Regions from separate parts of the Homo sapiens genome. Here region 1 is linked to region 2. The links are chromatin loops, found by intact Hi-C in ENCODE. Cell type or tissue: PC-9. All regions are shown on one strand. Links, peaks and the distances in the headings refer to the core of each region. The heading gives the core; the rest is flanking DNA. Region 1 holds the start of DAZL (deleted in azoospermia like). Region 2 has its middle 79 kb from the start of PLCL2UT.

What was found. A loop is a pair of places that touch in the nucleus more often than their neighbours do. Peaks named below come from ENCODE experiments on the same cell type or tissue, not always from the same donor. Only the 100,000 strongest peaks of a DNase experiment are listed, where the experiment ranks them.
Region 1: it touches region 2 in a loop (21-fold over the local background); 5 of 110 quality-filtered maps call a loop at or near these places.

Annotation. Positions count from the first base shown.
Region 1 is chr3:16,604,168-16,616,264 of GRCh38, forward strand. DAZL (deleted in azoospermia like) reads right to left here and starts at 1,256. Exons shown (of 11, transcript NM_001351.4): 1 at 1,036-1,256. The coding sequence starts at 1,038. In PC-9, for the core only: no CTCF peak of the experiment used is centred there; DNase peaks (open chromatin) are centred at 2,404 and 6,154; H3K27ac peaks cover 1,336 bases.
Region 2 is chr3:16,797,115-16,809,211 of GRCh38, forward strand. No RefSeq gene overlaps it. Among named protein-coding and RNA genes, the nearest start is that of PLCL2UT, 79 kb to the left of the region's middle. In PC-9, for the core only: no CTCF peak of the experiment used is centred there; a DNase peak (open chromatin) is centred at 5,417.

The DNA.
Region 1 (12,097 bases), core at 64-8,063, 200 kb before region 2:
CTCCCTGAAGAGACTGAGAATTATCAATGCAGACACACACACAGCATGTAATACGCGCGTTCGTGACTCAGTGGTTGGTCTGCGTGTTCAGAGCTGCATCTTGTGGTGGCGCTGAAGCAACGCTAGGCATTTACCAAACTCACAAAAACGCACACCCAACGCTATCTACCAAATGGACATTTTGTCAAAGGATCCTGGTTTATCGAGAGGGAAAAAACCGTACCCAGAATTTAAAAATTCTAAAATTCTTAATGGTAACTGCTGAAACCAACCTCGTGCGGCAAAGATGGCGTCAGGCGAGCTTTTCTGTCGCCGCCACACGAGGGAGCCGCCATCAGCAAGTCCCCCGCAGCTGACAGGCGCGAGGGGACCAGAGGCACTTCCGGCCCAGCCCCCTCAGCTACAGGGCCATGCCTTCAGGACGCCCCACACCCCACGCTGAGGCCCCCACGAACCCCGCCCACCCCACCAAGTACAGGGACCAGGAGGGAACCACTTCCTAAGGAAGCTCCGGCCCTCGAAGTTTAAGAAGGCAAGTCCCTCAGCAGGCCCGCCGCCATCTTGCGGAGCCACGGGGAGAGCGCGCCAGAAATGAGGCTGGCGGGGCGGAGGCGCGTGGGAGTGGGGGAGGGGCGGAGGCGCGTGAGTGGGGGAGCGCGTGGGAGTGGGGGCGGGGTGGGGCAGTCGGGGGTGGGGAACCCGCACCCCAAACCTCTGCCAGTAGAGAACCCGAACCGGGAAATGGGTGCCTCAAGAAGGCCGTGGCCCTTGCACGTGGCCGGCGAGGCAGCGCGTCCTCGGGGCCCACCCCCACCTTGCCGCCCTTGGCGTCCCGCGCCTGCCTCTCTGTGTAGGCCGCGCCACTGCCAGGCCGCCTCTCCCAACTCTGTGGGCCATGGCTGTGGTGCGTCCAGGCAGGTGCCCCCCAAACAGGAAAGCCGAGGATGACTTCACTTTCCGACCCTGCAGAGCCGAGTTTCACCCACGAGTGAAGACTCCGCCAGCCTTGCCCCTCGGGCCTCTCCCTCAACTCACCATGATGGCGGCAGGCAGCAGTTCCCGACCGGCTCCAGGAGGAGCAGAGGCTGTGCTTGGCGCACCACTTCTGGGGCTGCTGTGAGGTCCGCTGGAACCCGCTGCGCGGCTTCGAGTGGTCAAAGGAGCCAAAGATGAAGAGAAAAGGAAAACCAAGAGCGGGTGACAAGGCTGAGGAGCCCCGAAAGGCGGACCGTCAGGCTGAGGAGCGCAGGCGGACTGAGGCGTGGTCCGCGGGGCTCAGGGAGGTGGCTCCTGCGCCGGGTATCGGGGCGCGTGGTATCGGCCTCAGCCAATGGGTGGCAGCGCCCCGCCCCCTGCGTGGGGGGGCTGCGGGGGACGACGGCGCCCACGCGGCGGGGGCGTAGGGTACGCAGCGCGTGTGCGCAGGTCCGGTGCCTCAGTCCCAGGAAGGCGCCGCGCTCACATAGACCCACAGACACACACATCACCCCCAAAACACCCCTAAAATAAGTATGCATACTGAAATGTATGGTATAGTTTACAAAAATGATAATCTAATGTGTCTAGGCTGCAGTTTCCAAATGGCTTCTCTAAGGCACAGGGTTAGCGCCATCACTTTTAGCTTCACACTCACCCCAAAATCTTTTTTAAATGCCTACAGAAATAAATCGAAGCAAGTCTGTGGAAAACAGAAGGAGACATCAACAGGCCAGAAACTTGCACTCCTTTCTGTCAAGTTTGAGATAGAAGGGGTTGGATGGGAGGAAATGCCAGTTTGACATTCAGGATGTTTGTTCTTTCAAGAAATAGTTACTGAGTGCCTGTGATTACCAGGTACAGCAGATGCAGGAGTGAACAGAATAACAGAACATGTGTTTGCTCAGGGATCTTACATTTTAATGGGAGAATTCACCTTCCAGGCCTTACAGGAAGGCGCTAGGCCTGCCTAGAGAATTCTAGAACATTCTTAAGGTCAGAATACGGGCGTAGAGCAGGAGCAAGCTGTGGGCCAGTTGGTGGAGCCCATCACGTAACTTCGGGAACCACTGCAGCACCTTAGCTATACACACAGGGCTAAGTAGCTATGACCTTTATCCACAAACTTCACTTCTGTACTGACGGAAAGCATTAAAATGTTACTTTTTGAGCTGGCAAAACGGTGGACTTCTATAACGTGAGCAGTATCTCATTACTAACACCTAGTAATGCGGGATTAAAATAAAACGTTTTATTTTCAATATGCAGCTAAACCCATAAGAAAAGAAGGGAAATTCCAAGTACCAAAAATAAACTGAAAACCAGAGCAATGACTTATTCAACTGATTCTTCTCCTGCCCGGGATATGGGGGCTGGGCTGTAGGGCAGCCAGTCATACTAGTTTGCCCAGGACTTACATGATTTTAGCACTGAGAAATTCCTACGTCCCTAAGGAAACCAGAAGGATTGGTCATCCTAGGTGTGGGCAAAGTGTTGTTACTCTCTGTAACTTGAGATCTGGATGTTTAGTGGTAGGAGGTAAGGGCTCAGGGTGGGAGCTGGAACTGAGTACTCTGCAAAACGCCATTGTCCCTAAAATCCTTAGGAAAAGGATGGAGTAGGGAAAATGTGAAACACCCATGGCGAGCAGATGAGGAGGCTTGTCCCATCTCTGGATGAAGAAAATATGTATTTAACTCTGATTAAATTTCAAAACCCTAGACCTGCATTTCATCAACGTTTGGAGTTTAAATCTATAATATATTATTGGAATCCCCAAGCCAAGAAATGGATCCTCCTACACCATCACCCTCTCTCCTGCCTTAAGAGATCCTAGACATGGGGCATCTAGAATGCCTGGCAGAAGCAAACATAAAACCGACTTGAATGAATGCTTCTGCAACCTAGGCTGAAAGTGATTCTCATAAGAAAATGACCCTTTAATGAAAAGCTCACAATAAAAAATTATACAATACTACTTACCTTGAATAAGAATGGCATACGAAAAAGAAAGTTAAAATGTCAAAAACTAACAGAAGCAGCTTCTTTTGCATTGTGTATACGTGGTTTTTTTTTCTTTTTCTCAGTTTTTTTCCTCAACTTATTTGGAGTAATGCTCACGCTCTGGCTCTCTCTCTCTCTCTCTCTATGTGTGTGTATATGTATTATATTAATTATTAATTATTAATTATATTATATTAATTATTAATTATATTATATTAATTATATTATATTAATTATATATATATATATATTTTGAGACAGAGTCTCGCTCTGTTGCCCAGGCTGGAGTGCAGTGGCGCAATCTCGGCTCACTGCAAGCCCCGCCTCCTGGGTTCATGCCATTCTCCTGCCTCAGTCTCCCGAGTAGCTGGGACTATAGGCGCCTGCCACCAAGCCCGGCTAATTTTGTTTTTGTATTTTTAGTAGAGATGGGGTTTCACCGTGTTAGCTAGGATGGTCTCAATCTCCTGACCTCGTGATCCGCCCGCCTCAGCCACCCAAAGTGCCGGGATTACAGGCGTGAGCCAATGCACTCCGTATTTTTAAGTGATTTGTATTACTATTTTAAAATGTAAACTTAAAATATAAAGCTAATAAATAGCTTTACTTTCTTCTTGAATAATGCAAAGGCCTTTAGGATGTCTTAGCTCTACACACCCTCCCCTCTCTCAGTTTATAAGTTATTCACTATTTTAGTTCTATCCTGGTTTCATCATATAAATTAGACGTCGTTTTTTAGACACACCCACATATGTAACAACATTTTGCTTACCATTTCTTTGCATATCTCAGATCTTCCTTCTGAATCATTTTCCTTGTGCCTGTAGCAAATTCTTTAGAATTTCCTTGAATGAGAGTGTGATGTGGTAAACCCTTGCGTTTTTTTCCACCTGAAATATTTTGATTTTTCCCTGCTGTTTCATGATAATTCTACTGAATATATAATTTTAGGTTTACAAGTATTTTTTCCCCCCTCAGAATATTGAGCATATTACTCTGTTATCTTCTATTTTCTATTGCTACTGAGAAATCTGCTGTCAGTCTTTTTGATGTTTAAGACCAATTTTTCTTTGGTGTTCTGAATTTTCACAATGATGTAAGTAGATGTGGAGTTTTAAAAAATTTCTCCTGCTTAGGAGTTTTAAGACTTTCTGGATTTGTGTATTAGCTCTTAATAATTCTGAACAGTTTCACCCGTTTTCTTGTTAAAGATTAGCTGGTTAAGGGATTAAACATTATTTGTATTTTATATTTCATAAGTTATTCTTATAATTTACTTTTCTTTAGATCATGAATTTTTCAAAGGTTGGTGCTGTTTTCTTGAAATCGCTTAATAGAAAGAATTTTATCTAAGATCAAAACTGACTGTATCCATTTCAATGTGTTAAGATTAGTGGCATAATTCGTATCAGTTCAGAAATAAATCTCTATATTGCTTCCTATATGGGGGGAGAAGAAAAAAACGCTGGTGTCTTTGAACACCTCTGCCAGTTCTTCTGTGCTCCTAAAGCCTACGGCTTTGGAAAGAAGGCTATGTTTGTATAGGCACTTGAACTTCACTTCTGCAAATCATTTTCAAGATTTTTGTTATATCTGTCCTGAGTCTCTATTATTATTTACCTGTTTTAAAAATTAACTTCTTGTCCTAAACAACAATATTTGCAAGATCAGACTTACTGTTTTAGCTACATTTTTTTAACAATGACATTAAAATAAATACAGAATGATTAGAATTTAAAACAATGTTTGTTTATGCATCACTTCATACCACATACTCCCAGGGCAGCGAGTAACATAGTTTTGGGAAACACTGGATTAGCAGAACTCTATAGAGCTTTAGATATGCAAACTTAGGCCCAAGGGACTAAAGAGTAGAGTTTCAAATTGTTCTGCCTAATAAATGAGAGTAATCATATTACAAGGGGAGAAACCAAGCAAGACAGGGAAATTGGAGGTCCTAGAAGCTGGAGAAAAGAAGTAACCTTGCAGGTCAGCATGTTAGCTCATGCTTGTAATCCCCACACTTTGGGAGGCTGAGGCCGATGGATCACTTGAGTTCAGGAGTTTGAGACCAGTCTGGGCAATGTGGTGAAACCCCGTCTCTACCAAAAATACAAAAAATTAGCTGGGTGTGGCAGTGTGCACCTGTGGTCCCTGCTTCTCAGGAGGCTGAGGTGGGAGGATCATTTGAGCGTGGGAGGTGGAGGTTGTAGTGAGCCAAGATCACCCCACTGCATTCCAGCCTGGGTGACACAGTGAGACTCTGTCTCAAAAAAATAAAAAATAACCTTGCAAAGTGACAAAAAGTTGGAGCCTGCAGTGAAAGGTATCTGAGTACATTAGAATCATGTGGGGAACTTTAAAAAATTTATATGCCCATGCCTCGCCCCAAACCAATTAAATCAGCTGAGGGCAAGGCTCATAAGTCAGTGTGTGTGTGTGTGTGTGTGTATATATATATATATATATATATATATAAATGTTTCTCTAGTTACTCCAGTATGCAGCCATATTTGAAAATCGGTGCTATAGAGCCTTGCTACTCAAAGTGTGATCCTCAGATCAGCAGCTTCACATCACGTGAGTGCTGTAGAATCTCAGGCCCCACCCTAAACCTACTGAATCAGAATCTGCATTTTAACAAGATCTCCAAATGGCTCATGTGCACACTGAAGGTGAAGAAACATTGCCATAGAGAGCACTTGTCATAAACAACTTACCTCCCTGGATTTGAGAATCCTTCACCTTACAAATTAAGAGTCTACTTTCTCAGCCTTTCTTGCAGCTAACAGCTTGGGCAGGTGACCTACACAACATCAATGAGATGCAGCCATCCTAAATTTTGAATAGGGGACTAATGATGCCATAATGAAGGGACTGCAGAGAATACTTTCTGGAGAAGAGTATCAACAGCAGCAGCAGCCATGGTATAGGTTAGAGCTGCAATGACTGCTACTGTCAGTTGTGCAAACCATGGTGTACTCAGTGCCAGCTGAGGTTTCTTCACTGGACAAGTTCTGCAGCATGATTTCGTGTGTCATTCCTGGAGACAACCTGACCCTTTGGTTCATTTTGAGATTCTGTGAGCTAGTTACCCAATAAATTTTAATAAGTTCTTTTCCTGCTTAAACCAGCCAAAACTTCTGTGACTATTGCTTACAACAAAGCTTCTGGACTACATTAGGTGATGAGTGAGGTCAGCCAAACTGCTTTTAAAAAGAAGGTTAACAGCTAAAAGATTTATGACTCTTTGCTGTGATTATGTAGCAATGTCCTGCTATTGTGTCCAACCTTTAGTAAGCTTCCAGTACACACACAAATGCCTTATGTCAGTGGTGTTTTGCGAGGAGTCTCAAGGACACTCTCCATTGCAACATGGGACAGGGATAGCATGCTGATCTACAGCAAGATGACCCACAGATGAAATAATTCAGCAGGAACAGTAGCTTACAGCCAAAAGTGACCTGGAAAAGCAAAAATCATAAGCTCAGTATTCCCAGCAAGATAGAAAGAAATATGTGCTATTTCCATTGCATGTAAGCAGATGTTTAAACCAATTCCATTTAAATCTCAAGGTATGGTGCCTTGTCTTTTATTGGGCCTGCATTCATGTGGTCCAGCATAGCAACACACATCTCATGTACACTTGTGAATACTTGCAGAGACATCTATCAACTGAGCAATGTTGCTTAAGCCCTGCTTATTCACCTTTAACCCTGGTACCTGCAATAATAGTTTATTCACTCAAAACTTAAATCTCCTAAGCAGGTCGTCTGAATTTTGGGGTTGGTCTGAAGCAAACTGACATAATCTTCACGATGGCCTCATGATACTTGCCTAAATATTTAACTGAAAAATGATTGACTTGTTAAAAGTAATAATATTGACACTAGGCACTGATACTAATACGGTACATACTATGTACCAGGCATTATTCTAATTATCTTACTTCTACTAGTAGTTCATCTAATCCTCCTAACAATAGTAGGTGCTATTATTATCCCAATTTTACAGAGAAGGAAGCAGAGGTGCACAGAGGTTGTATAACTTGCCTGAGATGATAGTTGGTAAGTATCAGAGCTGAATTTAAACCCAGTCAGACTTTAAAGTCTGAGTTCTCAACCATTATGCTATATTAGCAAACTACATGGAGGAAGAAAGGGCTAATATAATGGGACAAAGTTATGTATTAAATCTCTTGTTCCCATGAGAGTAGCTAAACAAAGAAGCAAAACCCCAAATAACACTATGGTCTGAATGTTTGCCCTCCTCACCTATTCATATGTTGAAACCCTAGTCCCTGAGGTGATGGTATTAGGAAGTGGAGCCTTTGGGAGATGATTAGGTCATGAGGGCAGAGCTTTCATGAATGGGATTGATGCCCTTATAAAAGAGGACTGAGGGAGCTTAGTCACTCCTTCTACCATGTAAGAATACAGCAAGAAGTTGGCAGCCTGCACCCCAGAAAAGGGTCCTCACCAGAACCTCACCATGCTGACACCCTGATCTTGGACTTGCCGGTCTCCAGAACTGTGAGATACAAATTTCTGTTGTTTATAAGCCACCCAGTTTAAGATATTTTTATTGTAAGACCCTGAACAGATTAAGAAAGGTGGTACCGGGAGACGGGTGCTGCTATAATAAATGCCTAAAACTATGGAATCAGCTTTGGAACTGGGTAATGGGTAGAGGCTGGAAGAGTTTTGACATGTATCATAGAAAAATCCTACATTGCTATGAACAGACCAGGCCATAAAGGGCTGGTTTTGATGGGGGCTTGGAAGGAGAAAAGGAGAGCTGTAGAGAAAGCTTGACTCTTCTTAGAGAGTGCCTAAGTAGTTGTGAACAGACTTGGTAGAAATATGGACAGTAAAAGCCATTGTGATGTGAGGGACATGTTATTGGAAACTAGAGGAAAGGCAATCCTTGTTATAAAGTAGCAACGAACTTGGATGAATCATGTTCGTGTACTAGTGTTTTGTGGAATATTGCTTTTATTATAGCAGCCTGAACAGATAAGACACCAACCTACACTAATGAATTGCTCCAAAACAATTGGCCCTTGAGGAGCCTATCTGCTTAACAAAAATAAAATTTCCACATTTCCTTCTGAATTTTGCTTGTTAACAAATCTTTCAGTACTTTTTTCAAATGTTGGAATCAATCTTATCTCTACACCACTGACTCCCTACTCACACACATACTTCTCCCAGTTGCTTTGAAACTGCTTTTTCTGCATCAAGAGGCATCACTGCTGAGCGAACCCTTGCAAATCAGAGAGGTAGAAGCTGTTGAACACTTGTGGAAGAAGCAGAGAGAAAAAGCTGGTAGAACTCACTCTTTTTCCTTTCCTCATCCCTAATCACTCTCACCTCCATTTCCATAGTTTTATTCTTTCTATGTTAATTTTTTGTTTCCTATCCTTTTTTGACAATATGGTAATACATAATATGTGTCCCTTTCTTTAAAAAATTAAAAACATTAAGGTAGGCTTAAGTTACCTTTTGACCACCAGCTCTACATCCCAGATCCATCCCCAGAGATTGGTAGTTTGGTGTAAATCCTTTCAGATGTTTTTCTAGGTGTTTTCTTTTAACACTTACATAGAACATTTGCTATTTGAACTTATAGAACATATTGATACATAAAATATGTGGTATTTTTATTATACTTGTAATAGAGAAATTATATTCATATAAAAATGTTATATATAACTTATAGAAAATATATGCTTACACTATATATTTATACTTAAAGGGTATATAGAGGGAATATATATTATTTTGGGGTATATGTTCTTGAACAAAAATGCTGTTAAAATGTATGTAACTTGATTTTTTTTCTCCAACAATATGACTCAGAAATATCTACATTACTAGGTAGATATATTTTTTTTCTTTTTTAGAAATGGAGTCTTGCTATGTTGCCCAGGCTGGCCTGGAACCTCTGGGTTCAAGTGATCCTCCCACCTCAGCCTCTGAGTAGCTGGGACTAATGGGGTGTACCATCACACCCAGTTACTCAGAAATTTCTAATGTCAGCATATAGATCTACCTAATTCCTTTTAACTTTGGCATAATTTTACATAATATGGATACGCCACAGTTATTAGCCATTCCCTGGTCAATTGATGTTTAGGTCTTTTGTACTTTGTCATGGTTATAAATAATATACAATGAAACTGTCTCATTGGAGACACATGAGTATTTTTTTTTCTGGGGTGAACACCAAGAAGTATATCTGCCAGTTCATAGATATGCACATTTCAAATTTTAATAGATATCACAAAATTGCCCTTTAAAGTGTTGTGCCAATGTATACCCATTTACACTCCACCATCAGTGAGTTAGTCTTCATTTATCTATTCACTTTCCAATATTGATATCACCACTCTTTAATTTGCCTACCTGATGGTCAAGAAATGGCATCTCGTTTTCATTTTACTTTGCATTTCCCTGATTGCTCATGGAGTTAAATTTTTTTCTACTGTTTGTTGACTGTTCAGGTTCCTCATCATTGAATGACCTGTTTATAGTCTCTGGCCAATTTCCCTTTGAGTTGCTTGTCTTTTTCATATTGTTTTGTGGGAATCTGGCTTCCCTCTTTTTTTTTTTTTTTTGAGACGGAGTCTGGCTTTGTCGCCCAGGCTGGTGTGCAGTGGCGTGATCTCAGCTCACTGTAACCTCTGCCTCCTGGATTCAAGTGATTCTCCTGCCTCAGCCTCCCGAGTAGCTGGGACTACAGGTGCATGTCACCATGTGCAGCTAATTTTTGTAATTTTAGTAGGAGAGACGGGTTTTCACCATATTGGTTAGGCTGGTCTCGAACCCCTGACCTCAGGGGATCCACCCACTTTGGCCTCCCAAAATGCCGGGATTACAGGTGTTAACCACCACGGCCGGCCAGCTTCCCTCTTTATTTTCCTCCTCAGTCCCTCAGGAAAAGGTGCAGTGGTATTGGTGCCTCTTTGAAGTGTTCCAGTCCAGTGTAATGAACGAGAGTTACATCAATTTCCAAGAATTTCTTTCCCTAAACTGGAGTGATTTAAGCCATGAATCAGAGAGGGAGGGAAATTTCTGGTGTAAACATCAACCACTGAACCTTTCAATGTCTTTGAACCCATCAACTTCACTGGACCTCTTCCTAAAAAATCAGATGAGAGCTGTTACTCAAGTCAGTTAGCTCTGTACTTTCAAACATTTTTTTAAGGAGCTCAAGGAATTGCCAAAGAAAAGGAGAACTGTTTGGTGTGATTTCTAAAAAACTTTCCTAAATATTGCATTTTTTAGGCAATGTGACAATCTCAAAGCACTTTGCTGAGGGCAACATTTTGTTGTGGTCTAACAACTGTTAAATTTCTCTTCTTGCCCTGATTCCCTTAATTTAGATTGAGAATATCTGTAGAGAAAAGAAGTGAGACATCACGTGAGTAAATACAACATTGAAAAGCCCAGCATTTACAGATTAGCAGGAAAGGTTCTGACAACAACTTGATTAATGCGAAACTAAACTAAATTAATCTCTGATCACCATAAAAAGGAGAAGCTGAAATGTTTGTTTTTTCCCATGAAGGATTTTTTTCCTGTGTTTTATGTGGAATTGACTAAAAAAAAGTCCACAATTTCAAAACTTTTTTGGCAAAAACTTTGTGTACCTGCAGCTAGCATTTCAGCCAGCATGAGCAAGTACGAGGAAGTGAAAGGACTAAAGAAGAGAATACAGTCAAAGGAAAATCATGGAATAAAGAAAGACCAGACACAGAGATAATATACATACTTTTTTTAAAAAAAAGGAAGGAAGTTGAGGGAAACTTTTTTTGTTATTTCCCATATCTAGTCAGTCAACAAGTTTTATTTTGTTTTGTTTTAAAGAGATGGGTCTTGTTCTGTCACCTGGGCTGGAGTACAGTGATGTTGTCATAGCTCACTATAGTCTCAAATTCCTGGGCTCAAGGGATCCTCCCACCTCAGCCTCCCAAGTAGATAGGACCTATGGGTGCATGCCACCATGTCCAGTTAATTTTGTTTTTGTATTTTTTGTAGAGATGGGGTCTAATATGGTTAGGCTTTGTGTCCTCACCCAAATCTCATCTTGAGTTGTAATCCCCATAACCCTGCATGTCAAGGGAGAGACCAGGTGGAGGTAATTGAATCACAGGGGACAGTTTCCCCCATGACATTCTCATGGTAGTGACTTCTCATAAGATCTGATGGTTTTATAAGGGATTATTCCACCTTCACTTGGCACTTTTTCCTGCTGCCTTGTGAAGAAGGTGCCTTGCCTCCCCTTCACCTGCCACCATGATTGTAAGTTTCCTGAGGCCTCTCCAGCCATGCTAAACTGTGAGTCAATTAGACCTCTTTGCTTTATAAATTACCCAGTCTTAGGCAGTTCTTTATAGTAGTATGAAAATGGACTAATACAGTAAGTTGGTACTGCAGAGGGTGGGGTTCTGCTATAAAGATACCCAAAAATGTGGAAGCAACTTTGGAACTGGGTAACAGGCAGAGGTTAGAACAGTTTGGAGGGCTCAGAGAAGACAGGGAAATGTGGGAAAGTTTGGAACTTCCTAGAGACTTGTTGAATGCCTTTGACCAAAATGCCGATAGTGATATGGACAATGAAGTCCAGGCTGAAGTGGTCTCAGATGGAGATGAGGAACTTGTTGGGAACCAGAATAAAGGTGACTATTGCTATACTTTAGCGAAGAGACTGGCAGCATTCATTTTTCCCCTGTCCTAGAGATCTGTGGAACTTTGATCTCGAAGGAGATGATATAGGGTATCTAGTGGCAGAAATTTCTCAGCAGCAATGTGTTCAAGAATTGACTTGGATGCTCCTAAAAGCATTCAGTTTTATGCATTCATAAAGAGATGGTTTGGAATTGGAACTTATGTTTAAAAGGGAAGTGGAGTGTAAAAGTTTGGAAAATGTGTAACCTCATGATGCGATAGAAAAGAAAAACCCATTTTCTGAAGAGAAATTTAAGCCAGCTGCAGAAATTTGCATAAGTAACAAGAAGCCAAATGTTAATTGCCAAGACAGTGGAGAAGATGTTTCCAGGGCATGTCAGAGAACTTCATAGCAGCACCTCCCATTACAGGCCTGGAGCCCTAGG
Region 2 (12,097 bases), core at 2,396-10,395:
GAAGGAAAAAGTGAGAGACTGTTCTTTTCTCAGTGCAAATCTATCTTTATTTATCTCTGCCTGTCACCTTATTTTTTTCTGTCTTTTTACTTTTTTAGCTAGCTAGTGAGCCACTTTTAATTCCTCTTACATCTGTCTTCCCAGTATGCATTTTTAGGGACCCTCTTTCCAGCCAGTCCTGCAATAACTCTGCCCTCCTCGCTCAAATCCACGTCTATGGCATATTCTTATTACATAGATAACCCTTTCTAGTTTCTGTAGCAACAGGGATAATTCAAACATAACCAATAAAACATCAAAATGATTTGTTGAAATCCCACAAGTTTTCATCGGACAAAACAGTGTTGTTGGAGCTGGCACTAAAATAGAAAGACTGATTGGTGATTGTTGTCTACATATGGATTCCCCAAGAAGCCCTGGGACCAGGAATTGAGTGCAAGTAGTTTATTTGGGAGATAATCACAGAGGGCACTGGTGTGAGGAAGTGGGACAGGAAAAGGAAGGCTTCAATGAAAGGTACAAGATGAAGCCAGTTATCACTGAGGACAGACCTAGAAGTCAGTATAGACCATGCCTCCAGGGTCATCCCACCTGAGGGCAGAAGGAAGTGTAGTATTTATCCTTCAACTCTTGTTGTTGGGCTGCGGCATGGGGATAGGCATTAATTCACTGGGACTTGTGTCTTCCTAAGTTTGGACAGAGTGGGCTCCAACCACACAAATAAGCCCCTAGGTGGCTGGAAGTCAGGCAGTTGTACACTACAATGGTAAGGCCAAGGCACAGAATATGCCTTGGAATTGTCCCACTGTGGAACAGGGAAGCTGGGTATTTGTTTGCCAACTCTAACCCTCATTGGTTAAGAAATGCTTCTGGGGTTGGTAAATCCCCAGCACTTCCAGGCTGCCCTGAGCATAGCTGAGCAAGACCCACACTTGTGCCACAGAAAGCTCTTCCTCAGGCATGGAAGCAGAAAGGCTCAGGCTTGAAGAGGGAAGCTGTCAGCATGCATAGAAAATTCACGTTGCAGCTTTAGGGAAACTTAAGTTGGACTGATGGGATATGAGACTGGTAGGATGTGGAGGGTTTGCTACCCACACCATCCTGTAATTAATTCCTCCCTTACAGGTAGTCATGTGACACTTTACAAATTCCTTCATGATAGCCCTGATTACTCCATACTTGTTTGTTTGTGTAGTATGTATTAAGCACATCATATGTTTCTGTTTTGCATTCAGTCCTCACAACAACTCAAGAGGCTGGTACTATAATTATCCTCATCTAATAATGAGAAAACTGAGTCACAGGGATTAACTAATTTTTTGTTTATGTGCTTATTTCTGCTTCCAGACCATGAGCACGTGAAAGGCATGGTCTTTGTGGTTTTTTTTTTGTTTGTATCCAACACACTGACTGGCATTTCAGGAGTTTGTATCCAACACACTGACTGGCATTTCAGGAGTACTTGATACATATTACTTGAGTCAGGTTATTCAGAAGACTCAAAGTCACAATGGAACATGGAAAGAAGTGCATGGCTTTAACCAATGCCATTTTTAGAACTGCTCTTCAATAATTAATCAATTTGGTGGCAAACAGGGTTTCTACTAACATTTCTAGAAGTGGGCATCAAAGATTTGTCAAGAAAATGAAGTTATTTTAATTGTTAATTTTCAAAAACAGAGAGGACAATATTTTAAAACTTTATCCTATTCTGTTTTATTAATCTTGAAATGTTTTATTTTATCTCATTTGTGGATTTATCTTGTGGCCAACGCTCAAAGCATTGCTAAAAGTGGACGTTGCTCAGTCAGAATAGGCTAATATGTGATGCTGTAACAAGCAACCCTAATATCTCAGTGGTTTCAAAGAACAAAGATTGACTTACACTCACACTCATGTCTGCTTTGTGTTAGCTAGGAGCTCTGATCTGTGTCATCTTAATTCTGGGACCCGGGTAGATGGAGCATCCACTGTCAGGAACATTGGCGGTTGCCAAGGCAGAAGGCAAGAACATTATGGAGGAGATCATTCTGGCAGTGAATTTCTCAACCTGGAGATGACAGACATCATTTCTGATTACAACTCACTTCCTAGAACTAATCACATGGCACCACTACACCATAAGGAAGACTAGAAGTGCAATCCTGCTGTATGTCCTGAAGGAGAGGAGTCTGGACATTGATAAACAGTACTAACAATTAACATAAGCACTCATTTTCATCATTATTTAGCCTGACACTGATTGGATAGTCTCCAGCACCTCTTCCCTGCTCTCCAACTTCCTCACAGCAACCACTATAATATTTCTCAAATATGTTATGTCATAAAAAATAAACAAAACCCCTTGATATACCTTCATTGCTACCAGGGTAAAATCTGCCTTGTCCTTGACAAGGCCCCCATGACCTGGCCCCTGCTGACTGTACTGCCCTGCTCACGTGTCTGTTTATTGTATATGCTGTTCATCCCACTAGAATGAGGTACAAGTCTTCCTCTTCCCTTCTTCCCCCCTCTGCTTTGCAGAGTGTCAGGAGATTAATTTTCAGCCTTGCCTAATGAGACAGTGGGTTGGATTGGCAGATCTTACTACAACTTTGTCTATAAAAGATACACTTGAAATTTTCTTAAATTCTAGGAAGTATAGGCATTTTTTCTTTTCTCCTTTCCTTCCTTTTTTCCTTTCTACAAATATTTATTTGAGTATCTACAAGGCCTCCTGATGGGTCGTGGGAATATAAAGTTCATCCAGACATGGTCCCTGCCCTCATCCAGCTTATGGTTTGGTGGGGGAGACATATTAATCACACTGCATAAGTTTGAATTAGATTCAGATACAAGTTGAAATAAACTAAAATGAAGATGAGTTACACAAGATAGAAGGTTACTTCTCTGTCATGTCACTGTAGGTAGACCAGTGTTGATACTGTGTCCCACAGTGTTAGTGACTCAGGTTCCTTCTGTCTTGTTGTTCCTTATCCCCAGCATGTGGCTTCCACTTCATGGTCCAAGATAATGGCTTAGTCTCCAGCCATCATGTATTCCAGCCAGAGGAAGGAGAAAGGTATAATGAAAGGCATGTCCTGGAAAATGAACACACCACTTCCACTTACAAATCTTTGGCTGTAGTTTAGTCACACCTCCACACTTAGCTGTAATAGGGGCTTTTAAGTCATGTGCCCTGTTAAAAACTGGGGCTTCTGTTACCAAGAAAGAAGGTGAAAGCAGGCAGAGGGACCAGGCTTGGTCTAGAAGATTAGTTTTAAAGAGAAACTTAAAAAGAATTGAGATCTGAAAAATAGGTAGGCTTTAACCAGGGGAAGAGTGACCAGGAAGAATAAACATCATGTGCGAAGGACCTGTGGCAAGAGGGAGCCGGCCTGTTGGAAGGACTAGAAACAAACAAGCAAACAAAATTCCATAGTATCTGAAGTACAGAGGAGGAAGGAATGTGAAGCAATGTGAAGGAATGTAAACGTCCCCTATGCAGTCAGGGGACAATGTTGCACAGCCTTGGAGGGCTTATTAGGGATTGTGATCTTCACTCTAAAAACAATGGTATGTCATTAAAGGTCTTTAGGAGGATAGTATGATCAAATTTACATTGTAACTTGTAGGAAACAAATTAGAGAGGACAAGAGTGGATGTTTAAAGACCAGAGACCTCCAGATGAGAGATGAATGTAACTTGATCTAAGATAATGCTAGGAAAGAAAATAAAAATGAGAGGAATCAAGAACTATTTTTAGAAGGCAAACTCAACAAGACTTAGGCATGAATTAGTGTGGGAAGGTAGTGAGGAAGAGAAGGAGGAAGGGATAAGAATGGAGCAAGAAATAAGAAATGAATTTAAGAATATTCTTTCTTAAATATGAAAATGAAAATTGGCATTCAGGCAATGCAAGGGGATCTCAGGATACTTGTGCAACATAGCACACATAAAGTACTATAATTTAAAATCACTTGAGACATGATGTTCATATAGGTCAATTATAAGTTGTCTCTCTTAAGATTTATTTTAAGAAGTACATCTAGTCTTCATGATTTACATTAAAATTATTTATTTAAAATTATGTTGTTGCTGTTAAGATTTATTTGAAGAAGTACATCCAGTCTTCATGATTTGCATTAAAATCCAAATCCATTTTGCTTTTGGTTTAATATTTGCTATCAGTTTCACATTGTAGGAATTTAAAAAAAATCCACTCTATTCTAGAGGCAGTACTGACCCTCCAAAACGTGTAATGTGGTCTCTACAGATTTTGAAGTGATGAAATCTCCATTTCCTCTGCAGCCCTCTCAAGTTCCTCTTAAAGAGGAAGTGAAAGTTAACTCCCAGTTCTTCCTGGGCACAGGAGGACAGCTGACTGGAAAGAATATATATAAATGGATTATATTCAAGAGTGCCTTAGATAAAGGAAATACCAGTCATTCATCCTACAAAATTTATTTGGCACTATCCTGTGTCAGGCCCTAGGCATAACTGGAATGGTCAGACTAGACAAACTGAGGCTGTCAGAAGGCATCAGGAAGAAAAAAATCATGATGCAAACTATCTGCTTTCCTTTGTCTTGAGATTAACCAGTAGTTTCCATAACTCGGTGTGCATCTGATTTTTTTGTTACAATTACAAAAATAATTAACTTTAATTTTTACACTTAGATGCAATGCTAAGGGACTGTTTGGACCACAATTTAGTCTCTGCTTTGAGTATATTGAAAATAGCCCAAAGTAGCTGTCAAGGCATAAACAACTCAGGAGGAAAGCATCGCTGTGGTTTTACTGAACAGATGGTCTGATGACGTCAGTGTCTCCAAATTACCTGCAGCCAAAGCAGATGGAAAAATTAACATCGAAGCCCAAGCTTGATGGCAGACAGGGAGTCACAGAGAACTTCAGGGGAGAAAGTCACATGGGATGATTTCTTTGCTTTGTTTTCAAGCTCTACGAGGAATCTTTTTCTCTTCCCAAATTCCTTGAATAAAATCACAAGAATTATTACAGTTGGTCCCACAAACAACCACCACGAAGACAGGGCTGGAGGACATGGCATTCAGTAATGCCTCTGCCACTAAAAAATAATATTGATTCTAAAAAGAGATTATTAATTGTGTAAAAGCGTTGTGTAGCTGAAAAGAAACATCTCAGCGCTACAATTGAATATGACAGTTCTTGGAAAATCATCATAATGGCTGCATATTTAGCTCTGGACACATTGTATTTTGAGAGATTTACATTCCATTTTTCTCCAAAAGGCTGCATTACAATTAACATTTTCACCTAGGACTGACTGCCCAGCACTTTATCTCTGTCGATCTTATTTCCTTGTTTAGCGTTGTGTTTTCACCTTTTCCTGCATGCCAGTGTCTGGGTCTTTATTTCCATTATGCAAAGTTGTCAGCTGCATAAAGTGATGCATTCCAGCCTTAACTATAGATCAGCCAATCTGTGCTGGATTATCTTGAGCTCAAGATCTAAAATCTGAGTCAGAATCATAGAGCTTTCTGTTTACAAATGAAGAAGTAGGTATTCAAGTTTCCATACTTGTCTGTGAGCACAGAGTGGGGAAGTGGCTGAAGGCAGAACAAGAACACAGGGGTCCACTTTCTAAGGCCTCGTGGCCTTTATAGCTCTACAAACCCCAAGTGTCCCTAACTCTTCTCTCTCAAGGGATACAGACTCTGATATAACTGGATTCTATGCTCCAAACTCAAAGGGAATGCAGTAGAAGCTGAAAAACGAATTTTTTGATGTATTTTTCTAGAACACTATTGTCTAATTTTCATGGCAGCCTAGCATGGTGCAAGGTTGTCTTGGTTTAAGTTCCAGGAAAAAATACCCAGCAAGAAGAATCTGAGTACAAGAAATTTTGGGGAGAGATGGTCCCAGGAAGCAAAGGAGGGGAAGAGAGGAAGCAAGACAAGGAAGGGGAAAAATAAGCCTCAGAGTCATCCCAACCAAGAGGCAAGGGAGATGGGGTATGTATCCTCCAACTCTCATCTGTCATTATATGAGAGCTGTTTCCAGGGGCATTAACTTCCTCTGCTTCTGAGACTAATGGCCTGCCTCACTGGGGTGAGAGAAAGCCCTCAAGTGGAGCGTGGCAGATGCTTGCAACAGAAGGCAGTGGAAAGATGTGGGGTGTGGGCAGAGCATGGGCAGCAGTTGCTATAGTCAGATATCGGCTCACATCTGTATCCATTGACTTGCTGGATGGTCTCAGACAAGGTACTTTCCTTCTCTAATTCTAAATTTTTTCATCTGTAAAATGGGGAGAACAGTACGATCATGTAATATTACGAGCAGTAAATGGAATGATAATCCAGGTAAAGTGCTTAGCACAATGCTTAACACAGAGGAGGCCCTTGATATGGGGCATTATTATCATTGTTTGTTTTCTTGCCTGCGTTAAGTGCCTGGGGAAAAAATGAAATTTAGAATCACATCAGGTGCTACAGCAGATAGAGCCCTTAGGTCGACCTCCAGATTTCACAGCAGAGGAAGCTTGAGGATGAGGGAAGTGGCTGTCTGTCCCATGAAAAAAATCTTCTATTAGAGTGTGGCAGAGCCAGACCTGTACACTAGAGCATCTGGTTCTATGTGCAGTGCTCTTTCCAGCACCCTGAACTGACTCCTTTAGAATTATTTGTAGAATATAGATCTAGGAGGAAGAGTGAATGATCATTGTGTTCTGGATGGCAAAAATGTTTTCCTCACAACTTGCAGTGGCAGTCTGTGTGGCTGTGTTGAGAAAGATTCTGATGACATGGTACATGAGGTAAATGTGTGTGATTGGATTACCAATGTCTGCCATTGATCTGGGAGCGCACTGGCTGGGTATACACTGATCCTGTTGGGGTTGAAGTTATTAAGAAAGTTGACTGCTGGACTTGAATTTAGCACTAAGGGAACAAGATAACCATTTTGTTTGTTCATTTTATTGCAATGATAATGCTTATTGATCATAGAAAAATTTTAAAGATATAAACAAGTATGATGGTTAATACCAAGTGTCAACTTGATTGGATTGAAGGATGCAAAGTATTAATCCTGGGTGTGTCTGTGAGGTTGTTGCGAAAGGGGAGATTAACATTTGAGTCAGTGGGCTGGGGAAGGCAGACCCACCCTTAATCTGGATGGGCACCATCTAATCAGCTGCCAGCAAAAAACAGGCAGGAAAACATGAAAAGGTTAGACCGGCCTAGCCTCTCAGCCTACGTCTTTCTCCTGTGCTGGATGCTTCCTGCCCTCGAACATCAGACTCCAAGTTCTTCTTTTTTTGGAACTCGGACTGACTCTTCTTGCTCCTCAGCCTGCAGATGGCCTATTGTGGGACCTTGTGATCATATGAGTTAATACTTAATAAACTCCATATATATTCCATTAATTCTGTCCCTCTAGAGAACCCTGATTAATACAATGAGAAAATAAAAATTACCTCTAAGGTGTAGCAAAGAGGATAATTGATCTCTGGGACTGATTCAGAGTAAGGAAGAAGGCTGAAAAACAGAAATTAGTAATTGAAGACCTTTATAAGGAGCCATTGGCTCCTCCACATCTGGATGCAGAGCAATATAGGCAGCCAGGCATTTAGTCAAAGGAGCAAGGAAAACAGAATGAAAGAAATTTTAAAAAGCTAAATCTCCTCAAATTGACCTCTAAATTCAATGATACCAAGCAAAACATCAACAGGATTTTTCATAGAACTAGAAGCTGACTCTAAAATGTGTCTGGAAGAGTGAGGGGACAGAGTGAAAGCATTTCTGAAGAAGACTGGGGAGAGGCTTACCTTATGGATAACCCAAGTTATTATGAAGCTACTGGAAGGAAGACAGTGCTGAACTGGCACAGCAGTAGAGAAAGTGACCAATGGAGCATAAGGCAGTGTTCCCAAACAGACCTATGTATACATGGAACTCTGATAGATGGTAGAGGCGGCTTGGCAGTTGGGAGAGGAGGGACTGTATGTTAAGTGGAGCTAAAAATGTGCTCATCCATATGGATAGAAGTGAAACTGGACTCCTACCTCACACCATACCCTGGAATTGCTCCAGACAAATGAAAGTCTTTAATAATCAAAGCAAAACTTTAAAATTATGAAGAGAAAGTATAGATCAATATTTTTGGACCTTGGGGGAAGGAAAGCATTTCTTATTTAAGACATGAAGAGTGCAGCTGTGAGAAAATCTCAGTCAGGCCAATGCAGAGCCCTAGAACAGAAGTGTCCCAAACCTGGTATCTTCACCATGCTCAATCATTGCCTGGGGCAGCCTGAAGACACTGTGGCCACCAAGAGGACACAAGTGATTTCCAGGGGTGTGGCAGATGAAGGCCATCAGCTAACAGTCATCATCCCAACAGGTTCTCTCTTGAGGGAAATGTGAGTGGCTCATCCCCATGGCTGCCACATGCCAGGATTGAGGAAATCTGGCTGTAGGATTGAGATAACCATAAGTAAAACAACTCCAAAGCCCTACATTTGGATTAATTACTTCAGGGACAAAAGATCATGACATGCGGGTTCTTGTTAGCTTCTTTTTTGGAAAATGGCTCTTTCTGAATCTGTCCCTAGATTTGAGTGTCTACCTTACATTGGACACAAGCTCTTTGTTCGCTGACTTATTGCATGATTCTCCAGCAGTCATTGGCTGTGTGACAACATTATTTTTACTTTATGCAACGACTGAAAGATTTGTGAAGTGAAAGTGGAAGATTGGGAAAGCACAGTCCAAGAAGGTGTGCATGAGGCGAGGTGAGGGAATTGTGGTGGATTATGTCATGGACACAAAGTATCCCATAGCGGTATGCATAGACCTTTGCAATGTGACTTTGCTGCTCCTCCATCCAAAGGTGGAGTCTATACTCTCTTCAAACTGAGCTGGCCCTGTGACTTGCTTTGACCAATAGAATGTGGTGGAAGTTATATTGTGCAGATTCTAGAGCCCAGACTTCAAGAGTTTGTGCAGCTTCTGCCTGTTCTCATTTGGAACCCTGCCCTGTGGCCACTATATGATGATGAAGGCCAGATGAAAGACCACACAGAGAGAGACGTCCAGAGCCTAGCTAACCTTCCATAGTGAGCCCAGGTAAGACCAGCAGAGAAACTACCCAGTCACAATTCACTATCATAAGAAATGACGGGTTCTTACTGTTTTGAGCCACTAAGTTTTGGAGTGGCTTCTTAACGACATAATAGACAACTGAAACAGACATAATCAAGGTCTTGAATGCACTCTTAATATAGAAAAGTAGGGTAATCATAAGAGGGTGGAGAGTTATTTATTTATCTTTCGAACATTCAGTGGGCATCCAGTATATACCAGGCACCTTTGTATGTATCTCATTTAGTCTTTCTAATAGCCTTATGAGATAGGTGCCACCACATAGATGTGGATATTGAGGCACAGAGGGATGAAATAACTTGCCCAAGGTCATGTGGCTGGAAAGTAGCAGGTCTGGGACCTGACTTTATGTCTTTCTGGTTCCAAAGTCCCTGCTCATGACCACATCTCTACACTGCCACTGGCACTTAAAATGAACCCAGTGAAGAATACTAAAAAATAAACAGAAATAGGGAAAGAACACTCAAGCTTTATAACTCCTGCTTTCTGTGTTTATTTCATAGCTAAAGATGAATTTCTTTGAGAAGGGAAGAATGATTTTTGAGATGATGACTTGCATTCGTATTCAGACTTCTGTTTCAGGAATTCCTTCTTTGAATTATTAATGTAAAAAAATGGATGTTCTAAGACTGACCAGGGTTGCAAGAAATAAAAGGACTGGAAAATTCAAACACACTTCTGAAAAATAAATGGACTTGCATTTATTAATAATTCCTATCAAGGCAGAATGCCTTCTAAAGCAATCATTGACATTCATTTATTCATTCATTCAACACAAATATGTGGAGTACTTACTAAGTGCCAAGCCTTGTGCTAAGCACTAGAGATAGGAAGGCAAACGTGATCTGTTTCTAGCACTCAATGGCTATGTAGTCTAGTTAGAACACAAAATTAAACAAAAGCCCAACACATAAATTTTCTTGTCATTTTCCCCAAATTTGACGGAAAAAAAATCAATGATCTAAGAAAAAAAAGTTACTTTGCATTGATTTTCTAATTAATGTGATAGAAGTGCAAAAATTCAGCCACCCTCACCAATCTCCTATAGAACCAAAGACTATATAGTTACATACCACATGTTTATTTCATTTCTGATAAATGCTAACTACTCTCCCAAATTTGTCATCTAGAACTTGGTAGGAATTTCTTTCTGCATGGAACCGTAAAGGAGATTCATGCTATAGATGACTATAGAAGAAAAGAACTCAGAAATTCCTGTAAGGCAATGAGCTTCATTCCATCTCTTCTTTTGTGCCTCTTGGATTGCACATTAACACTGTAGCTTAGAACTGTATCGATATTTGAAGACCAGCATTTTAAAAATGAGAACCATATTAGAAAATTGGCTCCAGAGTCGAGTTCTACAGTCATGGGCAGGGAATGTTCTGGCCTCTGCTGAGTGGGTTTGCATGTGTTCCTTATCTTCTTTGTGCCTTGCCTTCCTCCCTATAAAATTAAGGTCCGTGTGGATGAGCTAATATCCGGGATCTTCCCCAGAGTAAAACTTTACGGTTAAAGCACCCTTCTTTGCTATTGGCTGTTTTCTTTAGATACCTATGGCATCTTCTTAAGAAATCAGAGACAGAATTCATCAGGATAAGCTTTATTTCACTTTTCAATCTTTATCTTTACCTGTAATTTAAAAGTTTTTTAAAGCTGAATTTTCTGTATTGTTTTCCAGGATAAGGAATATGGTGTGTGTGTGTGTGTGTGTGTGTGTGTGTGTGTGTGTGTGTGTGTGTGTGTTGTGTTGTTATAGTTACCCTTTTAAGATACAGGAGAAGATGGCCACAGTTCACCACAATGAGACTGACACTTCTTAGGATTTGGGAATTTTGAGAAACTGCTGGCTTCAGTGTTAGCCATCTGCTGGACTTATATAATCCACCCAGCAATAAAACACTAGCTCTCCCATATGCTCCTCTCTGCCCCTGGGTGAAGGAGTAAACAAGGTGGGAGTTCACATATCTGTGTTCCAGCCCGGATTTGGCACCTGCTAGCTGTGTGACAAAGAGCAGCTTTCTTAATCTGAGCCTCAATTTCTTCATCTGTAAAATGAGCTACACTTATTTATGTTTACCTAGAATGTCTGCAATCTGTTTAGGTACATTTAACACTATCTTAAGAGTTTAGGTAAGTTTAGTTAAATATAGCACAGTTAATACCAAAATAATTTCAGCATGTAGTAGGTATATGTTCAACTGCACTTCAGTGGTTAAAAAAGAAGTTGTTTTCCAAACATGGTTGACCTAGTGCTTTGCCTGTGATATCCCTGAAGTTGCCTATCATGATCCATGCTGCCCCAGCTGAATGCCAGTCTTGTCTCCTTCAATATCACCACACTTTCATATTTGTAGCTTCAGGGACCACACCTTTGCCACACCCTATAATATAACTCTTCTATTATTACAATAGAGGAAGAGATGAGATGGTCTAGATGGCTTTTCTTTAGAAGTTCATCCTTCAAAAGCTGACCTTTATACAATTTTTAGGGTAATGAGTTGTGCTGATGGTATGAGACATGAAGAACATGTACTCTAAGGCAGAATCTCCCATCCTAGACACTACTGACATTTCAGGCTTACTAATTCTTTGTTATGAAGGGCTGTCCTGTGCGTTGTCAGATATTTGGCAGCATCAGTGGCCTCTTCCCATTACATGCCAGTAACACTCCCTACCCCAACTGTGACAAGAAAAACATTTCCAGATTTTGCCAAGTGTCCTCCGGAGGGCAGAATCACCCCTAATTGAGAACCTCTCCATTAAGGGCAATGCCTTTTTGATGTATAAACTTCCCCGTTATCAAAAGCAGACCTTGAGACCAGGAATTGGGTGCAAGTAGTTTATCTGGGAGATGATCTTAGGAAGCATTGTGAAGGAGTAGGGAAAGGAGTAGGAGAAGGGAAACCCAGTAATGGGTGAGCTTATGCGCAGGTTACTGCTGTGGGCATCAAGAGGTCAGTTTCACTGGGGACTCCT